2 separate regions of the Homo sapiens genome follow, and region 1 is linked to region 2. Evidence: read pairs that join two places in POLR2A ChIA-PET (ENCODE). Cell type or tissue: MCF 10A. All regions are shown on one strand. Links, peaks and the distances in the headings refer to the core of each region. The heading gives the core; the rest is flanking DNA.

Region 1 (8,000 bases), core at 1-8,000, 64 kb after region 2:
GACTCAGAGACCCCGGGGCCCCTTCCAGGGATCCTGTCCAGCTCCTCGTTCAGAAGGCTGGTGAGCACCGCAGGGCGGCCGGGCACAGACACGGGGCCCACAACTCACAAGGAGCAGCCGAGGTGAGGCCCTGCCCTTCACTGTCACAGCCGAGAACCCCTCCCACATGGTGCTGTGCGTGTGTGCGTGAGGGTGTGTGTGGCTGTGTGCACGCGTGGGCATGTGCACGTGTGTGCCTGTGCATGCGTGAATATGCGTGTGTGTGCGTGCTGTGCTGAGGACAGCGTGAGTTTTCACAGAAGCAGGTAAAAAGTTCCACAGGAACAGAGACCAGGACAAGACCAGCCCTGATGGGAGAAGCCAGAGGACCCAGAGGAACTTCCAGGAGGCCCTTAGCTCCCTCAGACAGAATGCGGGATCGCAATGCCCAGCAAAGGGCAATTCAAGGACAGTGGACGCTGGGGAGAGGAGCAGAGTGGGCAGCTCTCAGGAGGGCAGGACTGCGAGGCTGCAGGGAGGAGTTCGGTGGGAAGGGACAGCCTCAGAGCCTAAGCTGCGCCTCCTGGGAAAGGGGTATGACTGGCAGGCACACAAATGTCTCTCAAGGAAGGTGGGCCTGGGGCCACAGAGCTCCCAGAGGAGGGAGTGGAGAGGGAGAGCCCGCAGAGGAGAGACCAGGCAGGGCTGGCGATCACGCAGGTGCACAGGGTGAACGTCAGGACTGAAACGGAAGACAATGTCCCCATGCAAGACTGGCTGAAACGAACTCACACAGAATTTTTAAGAGGCTCCTGTGTTGGGTGAAAACCGGCCGGAGCTCCCTGAGGGCAGGCACTGTGCCTTCCTTGCTACTTGGCCACGTGTCAAGGCCTGGCAGAGGCACCCAGGACGAGCAAGCCAGTGAATGAACAGGGGTAAACAGACCACGCTGGGGGCTGCAGAGGGTCCGGCAGGACCGAAGTCCCAGGCAGAGCCCGGCTCTGCGGGAGCACGTGCACAACAGAGACAGCCCGCCCACGGAGAAATAGCCCTGAGCCCCCAGCTGCGGCCGCCTGGACACGCACCTCATAGAACTGCCTGTTGATGAGCAGCACAAAGGACAGCACGTCCAGCACCTTGATGCGCACGGCGCCTCGGGACTCGCTCCTGCGGGACGGCAGCCTGCTGGGGCGGGTGGGGAGTGCCCGGCCACAGCCCCACACCAGCCCGTCTGCCTGGCGCAGGCCAGCCCGACTCTGGGTCCTCCCGCGGCCAGGCACACAGGGCACAGAGCTCTGCTTCCCAGGGAGCATCTCTCCAGACGACCCCCGAAAAGAGGGAGCCCAGTGGCGTCATGAGAGGACCTGTCCTGCTGGACTGGAAAGCAAGCTAGCACCTGCTCACCCAGAGCCAGGGCTCTCCAGAGGCAGAGGGGAGGGCCCTGCTCATCGGGCATCCTGAGACCCAGCCCGGGTGGGCCCCAGACAGAGACAGGGCCAGGCTCCAGGTGCCAGGCAAGGCTACAGAGGACCCCCTACCTGAAGAATCTCTCCATCAGCGCCTGCAGGTTCTGAATCCAGCCGTCCTTGGCCGGGTGGATGGACTGCGCTCTATAGGAGATCAGGTTCAGGAGGGAGGACTCCTGTCAAAAGAAGAGCCGGTGTTGCCCCTCTGCCCCTCCGGCGCTCTCCTTCTCCACACTGGGCTGCTGGTCGAGAGGCTGGTTTGCTGTCAGAGCCCAGCCGCCTCACAGCCTGCAGCCCACAGCCCAGACACAAAGGCACTCCTGGCAGCGGGGAAGACTTGTGTCCAAACCCATGGAAAAGCCTGGGCCCTAAGCTGAGTGTTCCTGGCAAAATGACTGCGGCCGCCTGGGAGCCACAGGACTCTACAGAGCCGGATGGAAGCTTGCTCCACACAGGTGGGAGGAAACTGATGGGTGGGCTAGCCCCGAGCTTGTTACCAAACACGTGCTGTGCCTGCCAGCCTTCCCTGCCGAGTGCAGAAACCTGGAAAGCAGGCGCCCACCTGGCCCTTGGCTTCTGAGGCTCAGAAAGCTGCACTTCACCCAGCACCCGGCCCCTCCCCACCAGCCAAAGCCCAAAGGCCCCACCCAGGAGGGGGTCTCACAGGCCTCTGGTCCGCACATCTCTCCACCAGTTCAAAGTATCTCTCCTGAGACCCGTGGAACTCGTTCTGGTCACACAGCTCCTCCACCGTGGTCAACAGGTCATGGACGATGGTCCTGAGCTCCGGGCTGTCCAAGGTCTGCAGTACCAGGCACGATGACACAGGCTGACTTCCACTCCCCACATGGACTTGGCACCAGAGGCCTCGCTACACACCCACCGCATGGAGACACCCTCAGCCCTCTCAGGCCGCTCTGGGCCGCATGGGGACAGACGCCCCCAGCCCTCTGAGGCCGCTCCGGGCCTCATGGGTTGAGACACCCCCAGATCCTCTCCAGGGGCCACCCTGACCCACGTGGCCCAGGACACCCCCCAGATCCTCTCAAGGGGCCACAGTGGCTGTGATGGCAGCTGCTGTTCCTGCCCGTACCCCACCCCCCAAGGAATCTTGGCTGTGCCCATGCAGCTGGGCCAAGAAGGAAGCTCGGGCAGGAGGGCCAAGAGTAGCCACAACTACAAGCCTTTCTTGCCTCTCCCAGGTCCAGCCTCTTTTAGAAGCCCCAGGCTATGACCTCTGCCACTGCCACCAGCGGTCGGGGGCAATGCTCTGGCCCAGCGACAGGCTCTGAGAGGACTTCAGTCCCTGCTAAGTCCCGGCGAAGTCCCGGCCTCCCTTCTGCTGCCTGGCCTCCTGTACATCACCCGCCCCAGGCTCCAGGAAAAGGCACAGCCCTGAGGCTGCTGGATACTAGCCTCGCCTCCCCAGGGCCCCTATGCTGATGAGCCCGTGTGGCCGTGGAGTCCTCCTTAAAGCTGTGGTTAACAGACTCGACTAATGCGGTCCTCCAAAGTCATGCGGAAGCCACACTGGCATCCCTCTGGGAACTGTGCCGGGGCCCACTCAGGCCACGAAGGCGGCCTGCAGGTCACTCTGCGGACTGTGGACAGCACTGGCCCAGCCCCGGCTCACCTACTGCATATTCCTGTCTGGGGCCTAAACGATGCACCACGTCTGGAAAAATCAGACCTGTCTCCGGTGGAAGGTGGATGAGCGCCACTGCGAATCACCAGAGAACACGGTTCTGGCAGTCTCTGCGGGACCCCCAGAGATGGGGCCCAAGGTACCATCTTCTGAGTGGGCCGAGCCTGCCTGTCTGGGTTCCCGGTGCTCCCCGGAGCTCCTGCCCCCACCCCACCTGGAGCTGCTGAAGGAGCCGTTCGATGATGTTCAGCAGAATGTCCCACGCCACCACCTGGAGCTCCTTCCTATACTTCTTGATGAGCCTGGTGATGGACAGGACGATCTCATAGGACACCACCTCGTTCGGACATGCCATGGCCTGGAACACGAGCCCGGCCAGCACACAGGGTCAGAGCTGCTTGCTTGCTGTGGGACGCCCTCCCAGTCACCCTTGGGACCGAGAGTAGCACGCCTGAGCGCGCAGTGCCCACCACACGTTTATCAGGGGCCGCAGAAACAGCAGGTGGGGCGCCCAGGAGGGGTTTCTACATGCTCCAGCACAGTCAGGACCCAGACGGGCCCCACCCCCATGCCTGCCTGCAAAGTCCCTGACTCGGACAGACCAGCAACTGAATCCTGGGCACCCGGTGGGCCAGCCCAGCAGCAACTGAAAGCTGCCCTGAGTTCGGCTGCAAGCTGTGCACAAAGACAACATCCCCCCACCGCCCCTACGGGGAGGGGGGTAGCAGGAAGAGCAGAGGATCAGGAGAGCCCTGTGACCCACACCGCAGCTCATCACTATAAAACCAGGACGACGTGATCGCCCCACCCTCCAGGGAGCTGTGAGCACAGAACGAGGACGGACACAAAAAGCGCTGTCATCACGGGGCACTGCGGAAACTGAAGCTGTACCACCAGCGTCTGTGCCACGGCGTCATTGCAGAGACAGGACAAGACCAGCACTTGACAAAACAGAGCCGCCAACAGCAAGAGAACGGCTACCCCCGAGGCAGCGTTCACCCCTCCACTGCCAACTCCAGAAGGTGAAACTCGCAAGATGTAAGGTTTGCTTGAGAATAAAGCCTTTGGGCTGCGCGCAGTGGCTCATGCCTATAATCTCAGCACTTTGGGAGACCAAGGCGGGTGGATCACCTGAGGTCAGGAGTTCAAGACCAGCCTGACCAACATGGTGAAACCCCATCTCTAATAAAAATACAAAACATTAGCCTTGGCCGGGCACGGTGACTCATACCTATAATTCCAGCACTTTGGGAGGCTGAGGCTGGCGGATCACCTGAGGTCGGGAGTTTGAGACCAGCCTGACCAATGTGGAGAAACCCAGTCTCTACTAAAAATAAAAAATTAGCTGTGTGTAGTGGCCCATGCCTATAATCCCAGCTACTCAGGAGGCTGAGGCAGGAGAATGGCTTGAACCTGGGAGGCGGAGGTTGCGCTGAGCCAAGATCGCGCCATTGCACTCCAGCCTGGGCAATAAGAGCGAAACTCTGTCCCATTAAAAAAAAAAAAAAAAAAAAAAAACCATTAGCCAGGCACTGTGGCAGGCACCTGTAATCCCAGCTACTCAGGAGGCTGAGGCAGAATGGCTTGAACTGGGGAGGCAGAGGTTGCAGTGAGCCGAGATCGCACCATTGCACTCCACCCTGGGCAACAAGAGTAAAACTCTGTCTCAAAAAAAAAAAAAAAAAAAAAGAGAGAGAGAAAAAAGCCTTTGGCCAGGCATGGTGGCTCACGCCTGTAATCCTAGCACTTTGGGAGTCTGAGATGGGTGGATCACTTCAGGTCAGGAATTCGAGACCAGCCTGGCCAACATGGCGAAACCCCGTCTCTACTAAAAACACAAAATTAGCCAGGCATGGTACCAGGCACCTGTAATCCCAGCTACTCAGGAGTCTGAGGCAATAGAATCACTTGAATCCGGGAGGCGGAGATTGCAGTCAGCCAAGCAGAAAGAGCAGAACTCCTTCTCAAAAAAAAAAAAAAGACTAAAGCCTACAAAGGGCCCCAAACCTCACCCCCAGCTGCAAAGCAACTGCCTGGAAAGGCCTAGAAATGCCACCGCAGCCCCCGCAGCAGGACCCCCAGTGGGATGGGTGGGCAGGCGTGAGGGGAGCTCTCCCGTTCCTGCCAGCTCACTGCACACAGAAACCGCCTTACCTGGTAAAATGATGGCAACACAGATGTCGGCGAGTTCCTGAGAGAATAGAGCCGGTGGGCTCCCCAGAGAGCCATGCCCACAAAAAACACGGCTCCTCTCAGCAGGGGCGCGTCCTCCATGTAGGCTCTAAAAGTGTTCCCCAGAGAGACGGAATGTGAGCAGGGCCCTGTCCCAGGGTCCGCCATGGATGTGTGAGGTTGCCGAGGCTCCTGCAGCAGCCCCAGAGGTCCCTGTGCTTGGGGGGGGCAGGAGCACCGCTGGGGAAGGGCAGGGAACAGAGGCCAGCAGTAACACTCTTGTTCACTCCTGCGCACAGGCGGCAGCCCATCACTGCTGACCACGCTGTGAGCTACAGGTCATGCCAGGGACAGGAAGCAGGCAAGAGGGATGGCCCACAGCCTCGCAGTCTGGGGGAGACAGGCGCCAGCCACATAATCTCCCAGGTAAACGCAAAATCTCTTCCTCCAATCACAGCCAAGAAGGAAAGCCACAGCAAAAACTACTCAGGGAGGTGGGGGAGTCAGTGACCACGCTAAGACCTCAGTAAACAGAGTAACTCGGCAAAGGTGGAAGAACCTGCTGGCAAGAGGAATCAGGGCATGCACAAGCCCTTGGTGGAGGGGAGAAGGCAAGATGGAGGAAAGGAGAGATGCAGGGGGTGGGGCAGGGCTGGGAGAGATGCAGGCTGAGGCAGGGCTGGCCCCCAGGGCCTGGTTCTACGGGAGGAGGGAGGGAGAGATGCAGGGGCTGAGGCAGGGCTAGGAGAGATGCAGGGCTGAGGCAGGGCTGGGCCCCAGGGCCTGGTTCCAAGGATGGAGGGAAGGAAAGATGCAGGGCCGAGGCAGGGCTGGGAGAGATGCAGGGGCCGAGGCAGGGCTGGGAGAGATGCAGGGGCCGAGGCAGGGCTGGGAGAGATGCAGGGGCCGAGGCAGGGCTGGGAGAGATGCAGGGGCCGAGGCAGGGCTGGGAGAGATGCAGGGGCCGAGGCAGGGCTGGGAGAGATGCAGGGGCCGAGGCAGGGCTGGGAGAGATGCAGGGGCCGAGGCAGGGCTGGGAGAGATGCAGGGGCCGAGGCAGGGCTGGGAGAGATGCAGGGCTGAGGCAGGGCTGGCCCCAGGGCCTGGTTCCATAGGAGAAGCCTACATCCCAAGGGCGCTGGGAACCACCTGGCTTCCAGCAAAGGGTGACACCGACATATCTGTGTCAGAAAAAGGCCACCCGGGTGCTGCATGGAGTGGGCTTCAGGAGGCGCGGATGGATACAGGAGAGCAGGAGGGGGAGCTGGCAGCATGGGTGGGAGGCCAGGGTGTGGGCAGAGCTGAGCCATCTCTAATGGCTAAAGCAACAAAAGTGGCCACAGCCTGGCTGTGGGGGTGAGGGCAAGGGCAACGTCAAGCCAAGACCCCGAGCCTCGCCTTGTAACAGGCTAAGTAGTTGGGGAGCACCGCTGGAGGACGTCCGAGCATGGGGCAGGCACTGAGCTGGGTGTGGATATTCTGTTGAACTGACAGAGGAAGGAGAGGACAGGGGCTGGATCCTAGAAGTCATGGGCCTCGCTCTAGTGGCAGCCTCTGGAACAGCTGCCCGAGAGGACAAGGACTCTCTAAGCCAGTGTGTGCTTGGCAAGGGACACTGGAGCTGCCCCGAGGGCTGTGCTGGCCTCCACTGCCCTGCGCCCCACCCACCACACTCACCTGTCCTCCATGAGGTGGCACATGTTGTAGATGGCGCTGTGGCCCAGGTGGGTGCCAAGGAGGTTCCGCATCAGCTGCGAGACACAATGCGTGTCAGGGGCTGGCAGGCATAAGCCCTGCCCCCAGCCCCAGTCCCGCTGCTGGCCCCGCCTGGCTGCTGCCCTATAGCCACCCAAGGTCCGGCCAGCTCGCCACCATCTCCTCCCAAAGACAGAGGCAGCAGGGTTCTCAAAATGCCACCAAAACCCTGACCTCAGCTCAACTGCCTGGGAAAATGACACTGGCCGTCCCTCAACAGGCCATTGTCTGGCCACCCCAAGAATCAGACAACCATTCATGGGAGACAGGATGGCCCTTGTCCCATCCATGTGCTCTCAGGAACCTTCCAGAGCAGTTTCAGAAACCCCACCTTCCAGCAAGGCTCGCAGAGCTCCTTGACGTTGATGGTGCGACAGAGGGTAACGATGAACAGCGGGAGGCTCTCAGCCGGCAGGCAGTTGTAGCAGACCACGGCGTCCAGCACCTGCAGGGAGACCTGGTGGAGAGGGAGACGGCTCACGCCCGTCCTACCCCAGCTCCTCCCCACAGGAGAGGACACCCAGGCTTCCTTCCCACCTCCTTCAGCCTGCGCTGCCACCTCTCCCCGCTGCCATGGCACCCTCTCTCCAAGCCACAGGGCAAGCGGGCATGTGGGAAGCACCTGACGTCCCTGTCACTGTGGGTCATTGATGCTGTCATCCACCCTGAGCTACATCTCCACATGGAGGCGCCCGGCTATCCTGACTTACATGGGGGACTCCTGAGGCTCAGAGAGACCGAGCAGCTTGCCCAGGGCTACACAGCCAGCAGGTGGCACACAGGGCTCAACCCCCAAGCCCCAGCCTCCCAGAAACCAGGGTGAAATGGGCCGGCCCTGGGGAGGGGAGGCACTGACCTCTATGTCCACAGAGGACGCGGTCCGGACGCACAGCAGACAGATCATCCTGCAGGGAGCACCGAGCTCAGTCCCGGCAGCACTGCCTGGATGGCCGAGCCACCACGGGCTGTGGTCTAGTCACTCT
Region 2 (11,316 bases), core at 3,032-11,031:
TATTTATTTATTTTTATTATTTGAGATGGAGTCTCACTCTGTTGCCCAGGCTGGAGTGCAGCAGTGCCATCTCAGCTCACTGCAAGCTCCGCCTCCTGGGTTCACGCCATTCTCCTGCCTCAGCCTCCTGAGTAGCCTGGACTGGTGCCCGCCACCATGCCCAGCTAATTTTTTGTATTTTTAGTAGAGACGGGGTTTCACCGTGTTAGCCAGGATGGTCTGGATCTCCTGACCTCGTGATCCTCCCGCCTCAGCCTCCCAAAGTGCTGGGATTACAGGCTTGAGCCACCGCCTGTCTTTTAAATGTCCGATGATGTCTAGGAGCTTCCCTTCCTCTCTTTTTCCTTGTGCAATTTGTTGAAGAAACTGGCTCCTGCAGCCTGGATTTCTCGCTGTGTCTTGGGGGTGCCACCTCCATGGTGTCACCTCCGTGGTGCTGTGAGTGTGTGCTTTGTGTTTCTTGTAAATTGGTCGTTGGAGCCGACATCCCATTGTCCCAGAGGTTGTCCTGGCTGGCACTGGCCTAGGTGTAGATGTCATCAGCTCAGGGCCCCCTGCTCTAAAGGCCACTTCTGGTGCTGGTTGCCACTCACCCTGGCTGGGGGTCACCTGGGTCTGCTGCTGTCTCGCAAATGCTGGGGTCCAGGACTGGGCACATCGAGGGACTTGGTAGGTGCTTGGTTCACTGATGTAAAATATAGGAGCACCCGGGGCCTTGCCCTTTCCCACCTGCATCCCTGAATGACAGGAGAGTGTGGGAGAGTGTAGGGACAGCAGGCGCAGACCCCGGGGCCCCTGCCTGGGATTGGCGTCGGGGAAGACAGGCATTCTGGAGCGACCCCTAGGCCTGATGCCTTAGAGCGCAACTGCCAGAGACACAGCTTCCTTGGGGGGCTGGCCAGGCCACGGAGGGGCCCCTGGCTCCCATTTCTGGTCCCTGGATCCTGAGAGCGAGGACTAGGGATTGTCACCAAGGCCTCCATGAGCCCTCAGCAGAAGGAGGGCCACCCTCGAGGGCTCCGTTATCACTGGAGCCCGCGTTCAACCAACACGCAGATGATTCTCCAAGGACAGAGATGGATGATGGGGAGGGGGCTGGCCTGGAAGGACCCCCAGTGCAGGTGACATTGAAGCCAGGTTTCAAAGCTCCCACAGGGAGCTGCCCAGAGAGAGTCCCCAAGGGGCAAGGTGACTCGGGGGCAGGGGTAGGGCCTCTGTCAGGAGAGCCTAGGAGAGGCCTGTGTCTTCTAGGAAGAGCCCTGGCAGCCGAGCGGAGGCAGTGGTGAGGACCTGCATCCTGCATGTCCAGCTGGCCTCACCCGGGGTCCCTGAGCCGGGTCTTACGTGGCTCCCGCACTCGGGCGTTCAGAACGTGCCTGCGTGAGAAACGGTAGTTTCTTTATTAGACGCGGATGCAAACTCGCCAAACTTGTGGACAAAAATGTGGACAAGAAGTCACACGCTCACTCCTGTACGCGATTGCCGGCAGGGGTGGGGGAAGGGATGGGGAGGCTTTGGTTGTGTCTGCAGCAGTTGGGAATGTGGGGCACCCGAGCTCCCACTGCAGAGGCGACTGTGGAGACAGAGAGCACCTGCAGGTCATCCATGCAGTATCGGCTTGCATCCAGATCATACAGGGAACACTATGATTCAACAACAGACAGGGACCCCGTTTAAACATGGACAAGGGGTCACTCACGCCTGGAATCCCAGCAGTTTGGGAGGCCAGGGTGGGTGGATCGCTTGAGCCCAGGAGTTTGACACCAGCCTGGGCAACAGGGTGAGACCCCGGTCTCTAAAAAATAAAAGAACATTGGCCGGGCGTGGTGGTATGCATCTGTGGTCCCAGCTATTCAGGAGACTGAGGTGGGACATCACTTGAGCCGAGGAGGTCAAGGCTGCAGTGAGCTGTGATCACACCACTGCACTCCAGGCTGGGTCACAGAGCAAGACCCTGTCTCAAAAAAAAAAAAAAAAAAAAAAAAAAATCACAGGATCTGAACAGAGATTTCTCCAAAGAAGACGCACAGATGGCCAACAGCGTGTGAGAAGATGGTCGGCCTCATTAGTCATGAGGGAAACGTAAATCAAAACCACTGTCCAGCCGGGCGCGGTGCCTCACGCCTGTAATCCCAGCACTTTAGGAGAGCAGATGGCTTGAGGCCAGGAGTTTGAGGCCAGCCTGGGCAACATAGCGAGACCAATAAATAGATATTAGTGGTGGCGCCTGTAGTCCCAGCTAGTTGGGAGGCTGAGGGGGGAGGATTCCCTGAGTCTATGAGGTTGAGACTGCAGTTAGCTGTGATGGTGCCACTGCACTCCAGCCTGGGCGACTAGGAAACGGTCTTTAAAAAAAAAAAAAAAAAACAGGGTGGGCGCGGTGGTTCACGCCTGTAATCTCAGCACTTTGGGAGGCCAAGGTGGGGGGATCACAAGGTCAGGAGTTTGTGACCAGCCTGACCAACATGGTGAAACCCCGTTCTACTAAAAATACAAAAATTAGCGAGGTGTGGTCGTGGGCGCCTGTAATCCCAGCTAATTAGGAGGCTGAGGCAGGAGAATCACTTGAACCCGGGAGGCGGAGGTTGCAGTGAGCCAATATCACACCACTGCACTCTAGCCTGGTCAACAGAGCGAGACTCTGTCTCAAAAAAAAAAAATGCTGAGCGTGGTGGCGCATGCCTGTAGTCTCAGCTACTTTGGGGGCTGAGGCAGGAGAATCGCTTGAACCTGGGAGGCAGAGGTCGCAGTGAGGCAAGATTGCACCATTGCACTCCAGCCTGGGAGACAGAGTGAAACTCTGTCTCAAAAAGAAAAGGTCTAGGAAGAGTCCGCACCCTCTCCCCGCGGTGGCCACGCCGGGCTCCGCGCTGAGCCCTCTGTGTTCTTGTCTCTCCATACCTCATCACGGCACCGCAGGGTTGCAGCCACTCCTGGTCTCATTTTACACACCAGGAAATTGAGGCTCTTTGAGAAGCCGTGGTGATGATTTCATCAGCATGCTCTGGGGCAGACCCCTGCAGCCGCACAGGGTGCCTGGGGCCCACACTAGTGCCCTGGTTTATAGACAGACAGAGGTGGCAGTGGCGCTTCCGAGTCGGGCTGCGATGTGCTTGCACTCCCCGAGGGGCTGAGGGGCCCTGCGCCCAGGTGCAGCTGCTTGGGTGCTGCCAGCCCCTCCCACCTCTCCCTCCCTGCCAGCCCCTCCCACCTCTCCCTCCCTGCCAGCCCCTCCCACCTCTCCCTCCCTGCCAGCCCCTCCCACCTCTCCCTCCCTGCCAGCCCCTCCCACCTCTCCCTCCCTGCCAGCCCCTCCCACCTCTCCCTCCCTGCCAGCCCCTCCCACCTCTCCCTCCCTGCCAGCCCCTCCCACCTCTCCCTCCCTGCCAGCCCCTCCCACCTCTCCCTCCCTGCCAGCCCCTCCCACCTCTCCCTCCCTCCAGCCCCTCCCACCTCTCCCTCCCTGCCAGCCCCTCCCACCTCTCCCTCCCTGCCAGCCCCTCCCACCTCTCCCTCCCTGCCAGCCCCTCCCACCTCTCCCTCCCTGCCAGCCCCTCCCACCTCTCCCTCCCTGCCAGCCCCTCCCACCTCTCCCTCCCTGCCAGCCCCTCCCACCTCTCCCTCCCTGGCTCATCCCTGCTGTGTCCCTTCTCTCTAGTTTCCTGTTCAGTTTCAGGAAGGAGGCTGGGAACCCAGATGTAGGGAATTTGCGCCCTGGAGTCAGACCTGGGTTCACGTCCCAGCGCCTCCACCTCTGGTGTGACCTTGGTCCAGTCTCTCAGCCTCAGTTTCCTCACCTGTAAAGTGGGCTCCATGATTAGATGCACCCTGCAGGGCAGTGTAGCAGTGACCTGGCTCAGCCACTGGCAGCCCCAACAATCATACCTTGTTAAAGTAGCTCTGTCGGTTCCCTCAGGGGTTCCGGGGGCCCATTCCCCTGTCCTCCATGCACTGTGAGACCTGCCCTGCCACAGAGCAGAGTGTAACAGCCTGAGGGTGAGAGCCAGACACTGTGCCTGTGCTTAGACCAGACACTGGACGACGGGAGCCAGTGCAGCCTGGGCGGGTGGACTCCTATGGACCCCTCAGCACCCAGCCTCGGTGCCTTCAGCGCAGGGCCGCGTGGCTGTGGGGGCTCACAAGACCCGGCCCACTCCTGCTTGTGCCTACATCTGGGTGTTTGCCCATTGGTGCCTTTTGACGCGTTCTGGTGTGTGTGAGACGTGCGGGGCTGGGAAGTGTTGGCAGAGCCGCGAGTACCGTCCTCACTCCTTTTGTTCTTTTGACGTAAGCTGGCGAGTGGCACTGCCTGAGTTCCGCTCAGTGCCCGCCCTGATGTGCGGACCCCGCTGCATTCTTGCTGTTAGGTGGTGGCGGTGTGCGCTGTCGCTGGTGGGCACCGAGAGTCTTTGGGAGCTTTGGGGAGGTTGTGCCAAGCCTGAGCCTCGACGTCCCCCTTCCCGGCTTTCTGTTGGCTCTTCTGAGGCCAGGGCATCTCTATGAGGGCCTCCTGCTGGAGCCGTCTCTGTGGATCTCCTCTGCCATCCTGGCCCATGAGTGGGTGATGCGCTGGCCACCATCTGGTGACAGTGGCCGGGCACCGCTGCCAAATGTGGGTCCCGCATCTGCAAGCCCCTCCCTGGGTCCCCTAGGGTATGGGGTGGTTCTGCCACTGCCCTCGCTCCCCCACCTTGGGGTGCCTCTCCCCCTGCTCGTGGGGGAGACCCTGCCTGGGATCTGCTTTCCAGCAAGGAATATACTTTGGAGGGAGACACACATGTTCTTTTCTGGAGCTCTGCAGTGGCCACGGCAGCCCAGCCCGCCAAGCACCCTGGAATGAAAACATCCCGCTGCTGTCTGGGCCTGGCCTGCACTCTGCTGCCTGCGCTCCAGCTGGCTGAGGCCGGGCACGTCTGCGGGCACAGCAGCGGGGGCGCCACAGTCTCCCTGCAGAGTGAGCGCAGCTGGAAAATGCAGCTCACGCCCTTTCCCAGAACACCTCGCTCTTCATGGCTTGGCAGCTGTCCTTGCCTAGGGGCCAGGGTGCCCAGGCACTGGTGGCAGGAGAAGGGCTACATCTGGGGCTGAGGCGGGCTGGGTCCTTTTCTCCCTGCAGCTCCCGAGGCCCAGCCCTGGCCCAGCCTGGCATTCCTGACCTTAGCAGCGCCATGATCTGAAGACAGGCTGGCTTCTGTGAGGCCACCTCAGAAAGGGCTTTGTGCCCAGGCAGAGGCGGAAGCCAGCTCTTCCTTCTGGTTGAGGCAGGAATGAGGCCAGCGCTGGGGCAAGCCCATGCCCAGGGAACGTCACAGCTGTGGGAGTACAGGGGCTCCGGGTTCTGAGCCCGTCCACTGTGCATCGTGGCCCTGGCCTCAGGATGGCTCGTACCATCATTGGCTGTGCCCACAGCCGAGTGGGTGATGGGATTCCGGCTGCCCCGCTGGATCTGTGCTGCTGCCCTCTCCAGGGCACTGCTGTGCCCGCACAGCCGGGCGCAGATGGCCAGTTTGCTTGCCCCCCCCCCCACCATCCTCTTCCTACCTTGGCTTCCTCCATTGACACACTGGACCCTGCTGGCTGCCCGGGGAGGTGTTTGGGGGATGGTGTTGGGGGAGGAGGAGGGCCCCTTGAGCCTCAGTGTGCCCATCAGGAGCGTAAGGTCAGTGCAGCACCTGCCCACACAGGCTGTGAAGGGTGGGAGTGGAGAGGGATGCAAGGGGGTCACAACGCCTGGCTCCATGTCAGCTGCGTGCAGGGGCACCAGGAGCCGGCCCTCATTCTCCCCTTGAACTGGAAGGGTGGCCCCGACCCCAGCGGCAGGTAGCATACGTATGAAGCGCTCTCCTTCCTACACCCCACAGGTGGGCTCGTCTCCAGACGGCCCTTTTTGAGCTGGCTGTGTTTTTCCATCTGTGTAGGCAAGGACATCGCAGACTCCCCTTTCTCATCTCCCTCGTTCAGCCTCCGAGGCCGGAGTCTCCATCCCTGTGCCTGCCTGTGGGTCCCGGGAGGACCTGAGGCTGCCCATGTCACCCCCGGCATCTCATCCTGGGGACAGTTCAGCCGTGGGAGGGATCTGTAAGGACAGAATGCCGCTGAGCCTGGGGCTCCCCAGCTAGTCTCACACCCCGTGTCTGGGACCCAGAGACCCTCGTGCAGGGCTCTGTTGCTTGGGGCCTGGCAGCCTCGTCCTGTATCAGAGGCTGCCACCCCCACCCCTCGTGGGGCCAGGGTTGTGGCCGGCCTCCCTGGCCCTCCCCATGGAAGTGGTAGGCGGAGCCAGCAGCCATCTGCCCAGCCCGGGGCTGCACTGTTTTTTTTCAAATGAGCACCGTCCCAAACTGCAGCCCGTTAATTTAAACAGGATCATTTCCGGCCCTGGAAGCCGCCTCACTCTCCTTAAATAGAAAGGAGCACAGCGCAGAGGGAAACAGATGAGGTCATGGCTCGGCTGGCCCAGCGAGGAAGGGGCCGCAGTGGGGGTGGCACTGCCGCCTGTCCCCTGTCCTCTCCAGCGCCCACACTGCAGCCCATTTCCTCACCCTGGGCCTGCTCTCGGGAGGGACGGGCCTGGGGGTCCTCTTGCTGGGCGGAGGGGAACCAGCTCCTCCAGGAGAGGACGGGGCCTGGCAGGGGGCATGGGGCCTCCCTGGGTCTGGCGTCCTGTCCTGCCCCTGCCGAGGGAGGAGCGGTTACATAAGCTCCGCAGGCGGCCCCTCCGAGCCGGTCCCCCCAGCCCAGTTTCCAGTGAGGCGGCCAGCGCGGGCGGGGGTGCCGGGCCTGGCGCACACCCGCTGCTGACCACACGTGTCTGGAATGTGCAGATGTTTCTTTGGGGGCTCCGTCCGGCCCCCAGACCCCACTCAGCATCTGGTCTGGGGAGTGGGCGCCTGGGGCACTCAGCTCTGAGTGTGAGACTCTGAGGCAGGTCTGGTTTGTCTGGGGCCATTCCCTCTGCTGTGGATTGGGAGGGCCCCGGGAGCTGCCCCACACCCAGGGAAGTTCTCCTCAGTCCCACTGTTGCATTCCCCGACCCCGGCTCCCCCGGCCCAGGAGCGCCTGTGGGGCAGAAGGCCCAGCCCCAAGACTTCCCGGCCCTGCCAGCCTCAGGCTTCACCCACCCTCGCGCCAACTGTGGGCAGAGCCCAGGGGGAGGGCAGGAGAGCCAGCGCCTGGCTGGGAACACCCCTGAGGGGCCGAGGCTCCAGGGCGAGGGGGCCCGACCTGGGGTTCACACGCCCGGGTGGCGGGCAGACCCGCTGCAGCATGAGACACGTGTCAGCTACCTCGGGCCGGCAGGCTGGCCCTGCTGCCCACAGCCCTGGGACGTGGCCCCACCTGTGACGGGTGTGGAGGGGCAGCCTCCAGGCCTGGCCACACCCTCTGCTGTTGCTGCTCCTGCTCCAGGATTGGCAAGGGTGCTGGGAAGGGGTGAAGACCCGTACTGTGGCCACACACCTGGGACTTCCTTCTCCACCCAGTGGTGCCCCAGCAGCCGCTAAGGAGCCCGCTGGGTCCCACGCTAGGATGGTCCTAACTCCTCCCGCCTTCCAGATCGGACGCTCGGCGCTGGGGACCCCTTGTGTCCCGGGGCTGGGGCACCGTCCTGCCCCCCATGGGGGTGTACTCCTCCCGACAAGCTTGGCTTCAGCTTCCCTGGGAGCACATCCTGGCCCTCGGGCACCCATCAGGCTGTCCCTGTGCACCTGGCTCCCACCCTTCCAGCTCATAGCAGGAACTGGGGTGAGGAGTGCGTGGGGCAGCAAGGGCCTGGGACCCCAGAGGACCCTGCACTCTGCTCTGTGCTCTTGCCTGGGCTTAGGGCCGCTCGGTGGTCCTGCTGCCAGATGCCTGGGCCCTGCTGTGTCCCCCATCCTTGCAGGGAACCAGAACGTGGGGGCAGGGCATCAGACAGCGGCGATGATGTCACCTGGCGGGTGCAGAGGAAGCCCGAGGGGCGGGGTGGGGGGGCTGGCGCGAGGCTGCCTGGCTAGGCCTTGGCGTTCCCCCAGAACGGCGATGGCAAAAGCAGATGGAGACGTGAAAAAGTACGGGAGCAAGCGAGGTGAGGACTCCACGGGGACCCCTGTGCTGTTCCCTGTCCCTGAAGCCCACACCTGAGTCCTGCCCAGGGCAGATGCTTCCACACCCAGGGGGCACCTGAGTCCTACCCAGGGCAGACGCTTCCACACCCTGGGGGCTGGGGGACTGCACCTGGCTCCTGTCTGGGCCCCAGCTTCATTCCACTGCCCTGGGCCCTGGGAGCTCGGCCGAGCGGGGTCCCCAAGACCTTGCTGCATTTCTGGGCCTTGGGCTGGGGTGAGGGCCGGGAGAAGGAGCCAGCCTGGAGCCTGGCACGCAGGGAGTGCATGGCCAGAACCGGTGACAGGCAGGGCTGCCTGCTGGCGTGGAAGAAGTGTCCATGGCACCCCCAGGCCTGGTTCACAGTGGGATGGGCGGGGAGCCGGGGGGCTCTGGGGTCCTCGGCTGACCTGCCCCCACCCCTGCCCTGGCTTGTCAGCTCCCAGCAGCAGCCACTCTTGATGGATTTTCCAGAAAATGAGGTGTGGCCAAACATCTTCAGGCTTTTCCTTCTTTCCTTTCTCCCGTGGCCTGGGTGGGAGCTGCTCCCCATGCCTGGGGGCAGGTGCGAGAGCCTGTGCCCCTCCCTGGGGCAGTTTCACAGCTGTGTCCCTTCCAGGGGGCCTGCCTGTGTTCACCGTGGCCTCTGCAGCACCTCTCGCCCCTTAGGGCTCCTGCGCCTCGGGTCCCGGTGCCTCATTTCTCCCTAAAGCATTGGTTCTGCTGCCGCCGCAGCCGCTGGAAAGTCCCTCCTCAGGTCTAACTGCAGTTCCTCACGGCACAGTGTTCCCCCTCGGGCATGGTGCTTGGGCAGTGGGTGTGAGTCCAGCTGCCTCACCCTGTCTCGAGAATGGCCTCTTGCTGGTCTCCCAGCCACCACCCTGTCCCACCCCACGGCGGGGATGGTGTGGATGCCTAGCAGCGCGGCTGTGGGCCCACCCATCCTTATGGGCAGTGGGGAGCACCTCAGCCCGTGTCCCTACCTTGGTGTAGAGGAGGGGACGGCAGAGAAGCAGGGTTCAGTTAGGGGGGAAGTGGTGGCCCTGCCGGAGGGGCCGTTCCCTGTGTGCCTGGCCCCCAGATCCTCTCCCCTCCCGGAGCCCAGGGCACAGGCATAGGCTCTCTGAGTGTCCCACAGCCCCTGGGGGAAGGGAACTGCACCCCCAACCGTGCCCTCCATCCGCAGATGGAACGAGAAGCTCCGGGAGCCAGTGCCCAGCGTCTCATCTGTCTGGGCACCCAGCCCAGGTGAGGGCCTGGCTCCACCGTCCGTGGCTGGTGCTGCTTCCTGGCACGGAGAAGGCCTCGGCTGCTCTGTCCCCTCAGCTGGGGTGGCCTCTGGTCCCCTTCTTTGTTGGTTCCCTTCTCAAGCTCTTGCCCTGGCCCCGGGCCCCACCGGGCAGCCTGTGTGTGCGTCTCTCCTGCGCCGGGTAGGCTCCTGTGGGAGCGGAGCTCCGGTGGGAGGAGCAGGGCTGGAGGCTGGCAGGGGCTGGGCGGGTGTTCAGGGATGGAGGCCGCCCCGGCTTGGGGCTGGCTGCCGGGTGGTCATTGCTGGGAAGAGCAAGTCTAGGCGGAGGCACCTGCTGGGTCACTCGTGGGGAGGGTGACACCTGGGGAAGTAGAGGCCCGTGGCAGGAGGTGAGGCCTCGGGGTCCTGGGGAGCAGGGGGGTGGTGTGCAGACCTGCGGAGCCATAGTCCTGTGCCAGGAGCACTACTGGGAGTGCGTGGGACCAGGAGGGGTGCCCAGGGTGGGCGGCAGAGTGACCCCCGAGGTGCTTGAGGCCGAGGGGAGGTGGAGTTCTCGGTTTGCCCCAGCTCTCTGTCTACTCACCTCCGCATCACCAGCTCCAGGACCTGGTTTGTAACTCGGGCAGCTCTGAAAAGAGAGACATGCTGCCGCCCTGTGGTTTCTGTTGCTTTTTCTTCACTGACTACTGACATGGGATGTTTTTCCTACGGCTGTGACCAATTGTGCTTCTTCTAATTGCCTGGTTTTTCTTTTTTTGTTTTTGGAGTTTTCTCTTTCTTTCCTCCCTCCCTCTCACCCTCCATCCTTTTTTTTTTTATTTTTATTTTTTGAGATGGAGCTTCACTCTTGCAGGATGGGGTGCTGGAGTGCAGGGGTGCGATCTCAGCTCACTGCAACCTCTGCCTCGCGGGTTCAAGTGATTCTCCTGCCTAAGCCTCCTGAGTAGCTGGAATTACAGGTGCTTGCCACCACGCCCGACTAATTCTGTAGTTTTGGTAGAGACAGGGTGTCTCCGTGTTGGTCGGTCTGGTCTTGAACTCCTGACCTCAGGTGATGCGCCCGCCTCAGCCTCCCAAAGTGCTGGGATTACAGGCAGGAGCCATTGCACCCGGCTCTTTCCCCTTCTCCTTTTCTTCTCTCTCTCCTCCCTTTCTTTCTTTTCTTTTCTTTTTTTTTTCTTTTGAGATGGAGTCTCGCTCTGTCACCAGGCTGGATTGCAGTGGCGTGATCTTGGCTCACTGCAACCTTCGCCTCCCGGGTTCACGTGATTCTCCTGCCTCAGCCTCCTGAGTGGCTGGCACTACAGGCTCCCGCCGCCATGCCCGGCTAATTTTTGCATTTTTAGTAGAGACAGGGTTTCACCCTGTTGGCCAGGATGGTCTCGATCTCTTGATCTCATGATCCACCCACCTTGGCCTCCCAAAGTTCTGGCATTACAGGAGTGAGCCACCGTGCCCGGCCATCTTTCTTTCCTTGCTTTCTCTTTGTTTTCTTTCGAGACCGGGTCTTGCTCTGTCGCCCAGGCTGGACTGCAGTGGCACAATCATAGCTCACTGCAGCCTCGACTTCCCTGGCTCAAGCGATCCTTCCTCCTCAGCCCCCCGAGTAGCTGGAACTACAGTTACACACTACCATGCCTGGCTGATTCTTTTTTTCCTTGTAGAGATGGGGTCTTGCTATGCTGTCCATCCTGGTCTCAAACTCCTGGCCTTCCCAAAGCACTGGGTTTACAGGCATAAGCCACCACACCCAGTTTCCTTTTCTTCTTTTTAACTGGAATAGTTGACGTTTTCTTTATTAGCTGTGTGTCAGGAGGGTATTTTTGGCCTTTAGTATGTCGTGTAAGTTGCTAGTGCTTTTCTGAGATTGTAGTTTGTTTTCTAATTTTATTTATATTTTGCGTAGAAGTTGTGTATTTTAGATGGAGTTAGGTCGGCTGGTCTTTGATGTTTTATTTATTAATTATGTATGTATTTATTTATTT

Evidence for each region. Peaks named below come from ENCODE experiments on the same cell type or tissue, not always from the same donor. Only the 100,000 strongest peaks of a DNase experiment are listed, where the experiment ranks them.
Region 1: POLR2A ChIA-PET joins it to region 2 with 5 read pairs; 2 of 35 experiments call an interaction of 5 or more read pairs at or near these places.

The regions. Positions count from the first base shown.
Region 1 is chr16:2,056,118-2,064,117 of GRCh38, reverse strand. TSC2 (TSC complex subunit 2) reads right to left here. Exons shown (of 42, transcript NM_000548.5): 7 at 7,874-7,922; 8 at 7,349-7,474; 9 at 6,940-7,013; 10 at 5,245-5,371; 11 at 3,305-3,448; 12 at 2,110-2,247; 13 at 1,518-1,621; 14 at 1,065-1,146. Among named protein-coding and RNA genes, the nearest start is that of TSC2, 12 kb to the right of the region's middle. In MCF 10A, for the core only: no CTCF peak of the experiment used is centred there; no DNase peak of the experiment used is centred there.
Region 2 is chr16:2,120,214-2,131,529 of GRCh38, reverse strand. The region is part of intron 1 of PKD1 (polycystin 1, transient receptor potential channel interacting); the gene reads left to right. Among named protein-coding and RNA genes, the nearest start is that of MIR4516, 7.2 kb to the left of the region's middle. RefSeq lists enhancers at 2,839-2,948, 5,133-5,974, 6,817-7,658. In MCF 10A, for the core only: a CTCF peak has its summit at 9,990; DNase peaks (open chromatin) are centred at 3,682, 6,359, 7,314 and 9,959.